2 separate regions of the Mus musculus genome follow, and region 1 is linked to region 2. A link is a loop called in an ENCODE intact Hi-C map of the cell type or tissue named here. Cell type or tissue: gastrocnemius. All regions are shown on one strand. Links, peaks and the distances in the headings refer to the core of each region. The heading gives the core; the rest is flanking DNA.

Region 1 (2,807 bases), core at 227-2,726, 110 kb after region 2:
TGTGTGTTTGAGTATACATACACATATATCATTGGCTCTATCCCACAAACGGAGAGCCTTGCTTAATGCTGCACATTGTAAGTCCATCTATTTTCCTGCAGATTTTGTGATTACACTTTGGAGGTCAATAGTATTCATACACACACACAAACACACACACACGAGCTAAACAGTATTCATACACACACACACACACGAGCTAAACAGTATTCATACATACACACACACGAGCTAAACAGTATTCATACATACACACACACACACACATGCACACGAGCTAAACAGTATTCATACCCACACACATGCACATTCCAAATTTTCAGTACCTGAGCACACATCTTCTGGTGGACAGCTACATTGATTCAATTCTTTGCTATAGTGAATAGAGTAGCAAAAACCCATGGTAAATCCAGCTATCTCTATGGTAGGTATGCAGTTAGCTGAGTATACGCCCTGGAGGGAAATAGTTGGGTCATACAGGAGTTCCGTTTTAGTTTTTTTATTATCTCCAGACAGATTCCATACTAGCTGCATTAACTTGTAGCTCTACCAACAGTGAATAATGGTTCCTTTTTCTCCACATCCTCTCCAGCACTTGTGGTCAGATTTGTTGATAAGAGCCATCCCAACCAGTGTGAGGTGGTATCTCAAAGTAGTTTTCATTTGCATTTCCCTGATGGCTAGGGATATTTGACACTTTTAAAAACAGTTATGAGCCATCTGTTGTTTTTGTTGAATTTTTTTTTTTTTTGAAAACCTCTTACTCAGTTTATTTGCCTATTTGTTGGTTTCCAATTTTTGTTTCTTTGGTCTTTAATTGTTGAAATTCTTTGTAAATTAGATATTAGCCTCCCCATCTAAAGGAAAAGCATAAATGAAGAAAGACAGCTATTCAACAAGTAGTATCAGAAAAACTGGATTTCTAATTGTAAAAGAATACAATTAGATTCTTATCTTCCACCCTGTACAAAAACCAATTTAAATGGATCAAGGACCGTAATGTGAAGCCTAAAGCCCTCAACTCCAGAGGCAAACCAAGAGGATGCCCTTCAAGATAAGCATAATGCAGTAAGCAATACATTTTGGACTAGTGCACCAATCGCAAAGAAACTAACCCAGCACTTCCTACCCTAGAAATCCAGGAAAACAAGTTCCCTGCGCAAAGTGGACAATCATCGGAGCATCGGCCTACAGAGCAAGGGAGAAAGCTAGGCCCCGCCCCTGCCTACAGAGCAAGGGAGAAAGCTAGGCCCCGCCCCTGCCTACAGAGCAAGGGAGAAAGCTAGGCCCCGCCCCTGCCTACAGAGCAAGGGAGAAAGCTAGGCCCCGCCCCCTGCTATCATGGTTCCCTTTAATTCCTTGAAGTCACACTAACACATTAAACAGTTTTTATACACGTAAGTAACAAATGCACTTATGACTTCATATGCTATCTTTATATTAAGTCAACAGATAATAGACTCTTTCTCGTTTAGTACTGAAAAGTAGTATGTCATAATGTGAACCATAATGAAAACGGTTCTACCCACAGAGGGCTTATCTTTGCCAATACAGTGAGGTCTATTTTATAAGAATAACTCTCACTATGGTTTGGCCCCCTGCCGAGACCCTTCCGAAGGAGAGGCTGTCCCTGCTGGGGAGCAGGTGCTCACTAGCAGCCCGCCAACAAACAGCTGCCAGACCAAGTCCTTCCTGACCCCACCCCACCATCCTTCCTTTGCTCCAGGAACGTGACTGCTCTGTTTACTGCTGCCTTTTAAGTTATGTGGCATGTAAAAATATCTTATATAATTAAACCCTTGCTTTAGCATAATACTGAGCATCTCTTCAGTCAGCCAGGAAGACTTATTCTCTTTCTTGAAAGAGGGTCTCACTCTGTGGCACAAGCTGGCCTCCGGGTGGCCATAAATCCACAATCCTGCTGCCTCAGATTCCAGAGTGCTGGGATTACCTGTGTGTGCCACCACACCTGGCAGAACGATAAATATTAATGAAAGAGTTTTAGAATATAGGCTTACATATTGACTATAATAGCCTCATCCCTGTTTTGTACAGTTAGTTCTACCCTCCTGACACTTGGGAGAGGCTATAGAGGAACCGGGGCATGAATCAAAGAGACAATAGTAAGAGAAAAGAATTAGGAAACATTTAAGGAAATGGCAGGATAGCCCACATACCATTACTAAGAGATACAGAGAAGCTAGAACAGTTAACCATGACTATCCCTCATAGGTCTACTTTGAAGGGACATATGACAGACTATACTCCATTGAGATGTCATTTAATAACGGCACTTCTATTCCTGACATGAGCCTGACAGTCATCCAGACTGCCTTAGCCAGAGTCAACATCTGAGGAGGGAGACTGATGCTTCAACTTTTACTTTTTGTCTTAGGCTACGTAAGTCTTATTCCTGTGATGAATAAATTGGCTGGTGGATTATCTGTGGAAGGCCCAGAGAAGATATAATTGTCTCAAAGCTTTGAAAAAAAAAAATGATTCTGTAGACCCTGTAACTCCCTCTCCCCCGGCCCTTCCCCCTCAGGGTGTATGAGGAGGTATATGATATATGTGTGCCTGTGTGTATGGAGGCCAAAGGTCAACCTCAGGGGTTATTCTCAAGAGTCTGTCAAACTGACCTGGGACTTAGGCTCTAGGATTACAAGTGCATGCTTAGCTTTCTACAAGTGCTAGGGACTAAACCCAGGGCCTGTGCCTATACCACAAACATCTTACCACCTGAACTATCTCCCTGGCCTTTGTTTTCTGGAGGGATTTTGTTTGCTTTGCTTTGCTTTGCTTTGCTT
Region 2 (2,807 bases), core at 304-2,803:
AACACAGAGGAGTAACCACAGAGGAGAGCACTTAGCCCTGCTTCCACTCGGCTGGCCCATAGAACAAGGGGGTGACACAGGCACATGTACTCAGCTACTGTCAAGCGTTCAGATAAAAAGAATATGGACTTAAGGGGAAACATTTAACATTTGGGAGGATAGGGTTATTGTAGAGTATTAAATAGCTATCTTCTTCTTGACCTAGAATTTCTTCCAGCCATTAGATATAAATTTAAACATGTTTTAAAAGAGAAAACACTTTCAGAGAACTGGAAAAGACAGGTTATAATCTAAAGGAAACATCTCCAAAACCCTTCCAGTCCCCATCAGATCCTCTGGCCCTACTTCTGATTGCAGCCAGGCAGTACCACTCACCTTAAACCGTGCCTGCCATGATAGGGAAGCTAAGCACATTACTCCCCTTACTCTTGTCAGGCCGTGAGACACGCAGTCCTTTTAGGTGGGAAAATTGCCTTTTACTTCCCATGACTGGGGGCGGTGTGTGTGTGGGGGGTGTGTGTTAAGAAGGCCGCATGTAATCACATGAGCTGGACTGGCTATGACCCCAACTTTAACACTTCTACTCTTGCAAAGAGTGTCTTGGGATCTCTTGACCGACCACAAGCCCCGTGGAACTTGGTCTCACAAGAGACCCATCACCGGGAAGAAGGCCAGCAGCAGAGCACCCTGGGCCACTCTATTACTCATCTCTGTGGCATCCGAGATTTCCTTCCTGGCCTCTTACAGGTCTGAGGCTGTGGTTTTCAGAACATAGACCTGTCGGATGAATAGGGTTGTATGACCCATCTGAGAAAAACCATTCTGCCCCAGACAGTTCGTTTGATACAGAAATTCCTCCAAGTATGTTAGTACATGGTCATAGATTCCTTGTCTAATCTCCCTGATGTTCAGAATCACACTGCAGGCCTCCTGAATCTTGTTGATTCACAGAATAACATGTTAACCTAGAACACTGTAATAGAATAGTGTGTTCAGCTCAGGAAGGCACTTCCCATTTAGGCGAGGAGTTACATGAGGCAAGCCTCATTTTTGTAAACGACCAAGAAGCTAAAGTGATGCTGTCATGTGACTTGTACCTGTGTCCACATGACAGGACATAATGTAATAGATGCCACCCTTTCTGATTTCAAACCAAGTAATGAACAAGACCACAGAGAAGAGCACCGGAAGACAGAGGGATGCTGACAACAACTTACGGGTGATGATGTAGTCCTGGGTTAGTGTCTCAGCTTGTTTTGCCTTCCTCTGGGTTTTAACCACACATAGTTTTGCTCCCCTACGATGAGTTGGAACAAATTATTTTCTTTAGTGCATTTTAGGAATAGGTAGAGGTGAAACACTAAATTTCTGGTCCCATCAGAGAGTCTCAAAGCTCCCTCCTCTCCCCCTCCCCCTCCCCCTCCCTCTCCCTGTATGTAGTAGACCCCAGCAGAAATTACTCTATGATAGATGCAGGAAACACTGGAAGATCTTGGCCAATTCATTTAAAAAAATTTTTTTAACCCATGCAAAACACGGCTGTAGTATTTTCATTAATCGAGAGATTTTTTTAATCTGTGCAAGACCCTGCCTTTCTGAGATGGGGTCTTAGTGACAATGAACTTTCCAGAAATTCACATCTACCAGTGTCACCCACCAAGTGAAAGATTGGGAGAGGTACCAAGGCATTCAGGACACTAAAGAGAAATCCACAAAAGTAATTTAAGAACATAAGGATGTTAAAGAGATTTTGCAAGTTAAGCAAGGTCACAGGATTCCATGTTTAGCCTATGTTCCAGATGAAAGCAACCAAGGTCCTCCACTCAGCGGGACCTAGCATGGTGTATGTCCATATCTCAAATACGCCGTTTTGAGTGTCTAAGCTGGAGTATGCTTTGTGGCATTGCTCAGGAGCTACAACCTGATTAATGGAAGGTCTATTTAAGATCTTACCTCACCTTAGTGGTACAGAGCTCTGAAGAAAATATACATAAGCAAATCTTATAGATCCCAAGTAAAGATAGCACTTTCCAAATGGGTGTCATAATATAAGGCTGGCATTCTTTTTGAGTGGATTCCATTCACACTAACTAGCATTTTTACTTTATTAACAAACAAAATCCTACTTCTTCTTAGATATCATTTTATAATGTTATTTTATAGGACAAAGGTTTCAACACGGGCTCAGGAACCTCTGAAGACAGGATGGTCCACTTCTTACTAGAGCAAAATTATGGTCAATGAAAGTTCATTCATAAAGATTAGCTTTACTGTCCTTAGAAAGCATGTAGGAGCTCAAAAGAGAAGGGCACAGGCTCGGCATGTGACTCTGTATACAAACCAGAACAGGAAGGACCATGCTCCTTGGGGTGGTAGCCCATGTCCATCTCATGGAAAAGAAAGTGTTAATACCTGAGGAGCTAGGTGAGCCTCTCCCAGTTTCCAGACCTTGGGATTAAACTGGTATGCTTATGTCTGACCTGGGGCGAGCTAAGGGCCCGGAAAAGTCCATTCACAGGCTATCCCTTTCAGTCGATACAGCATAGCCTCATCAAATACACAAACTAGTAACTACTAAAAGCTCCCCACAAAAGGTAAAACAGGCAAGCTGCTGCTGTGTCTTGTGAGTGGCCACTCCTGTTTGCTAATACCTCACATGCATCTCTGCTGATGCCACTGTCCGGGGAGTACACGGAGCAAGCAGGACTCCCCCCACCCTGCACTCAACATTTCAGCCAAAGGACTGCAAATCCCTGGGCAACTTTCCCTTTGAATTTGATGCGGATCAAGGGTGAGATCTAAATCCC

What was found. Hi-C counts contacts between places; a loop is a spot of excess contacts. Peaks named below come from ENCODE experiments on the same cell type or tissue, not always from the same donor. Only the 100,000 strongest peaks of a DNase experiment are listed, where the experiment ranks them.
Region 1: a loop joins it to region 2, with 3 times the contacts of the local background. A loop is called at or near these places in 1 of 42 quality-filtered maps.

The regions. Positions count from the first base shown.
Region 1 is chr15:7,997,739-8,000,545 of GRCm38, forward strand. All of the region lies in intron 9 of Wdr70 (WD repeat domain 70), which reads right to left. Among named protein-coding and RNA genes, the nearest start is that of Wdr70, 100 kb to the right of the region's middle. In gastrocnemius, for the core only: no CTCF peak of the experiment used is centred there; a DNase peak (open chromatin) is centred at 1,619; H3K27ac peaks cover 454 bases.
Region 2 is chr15:7,886,112-7,888,918 of GRCm38, forward strand. It overlaps Wdr70 (WD repeat domain 70), which reads right to left. Exons shown (of 18, transcript NM_001081402.1): 15 at 1,218-1,297. Among named protein-coding and RNA genes, the nearest start is that of Gdnf, 72 kb to the left of the region's middle. In gastrocnemius, for the core only: no CTCF peak of the experiment used is centred there; no DNase peak of the experiment used is centred there.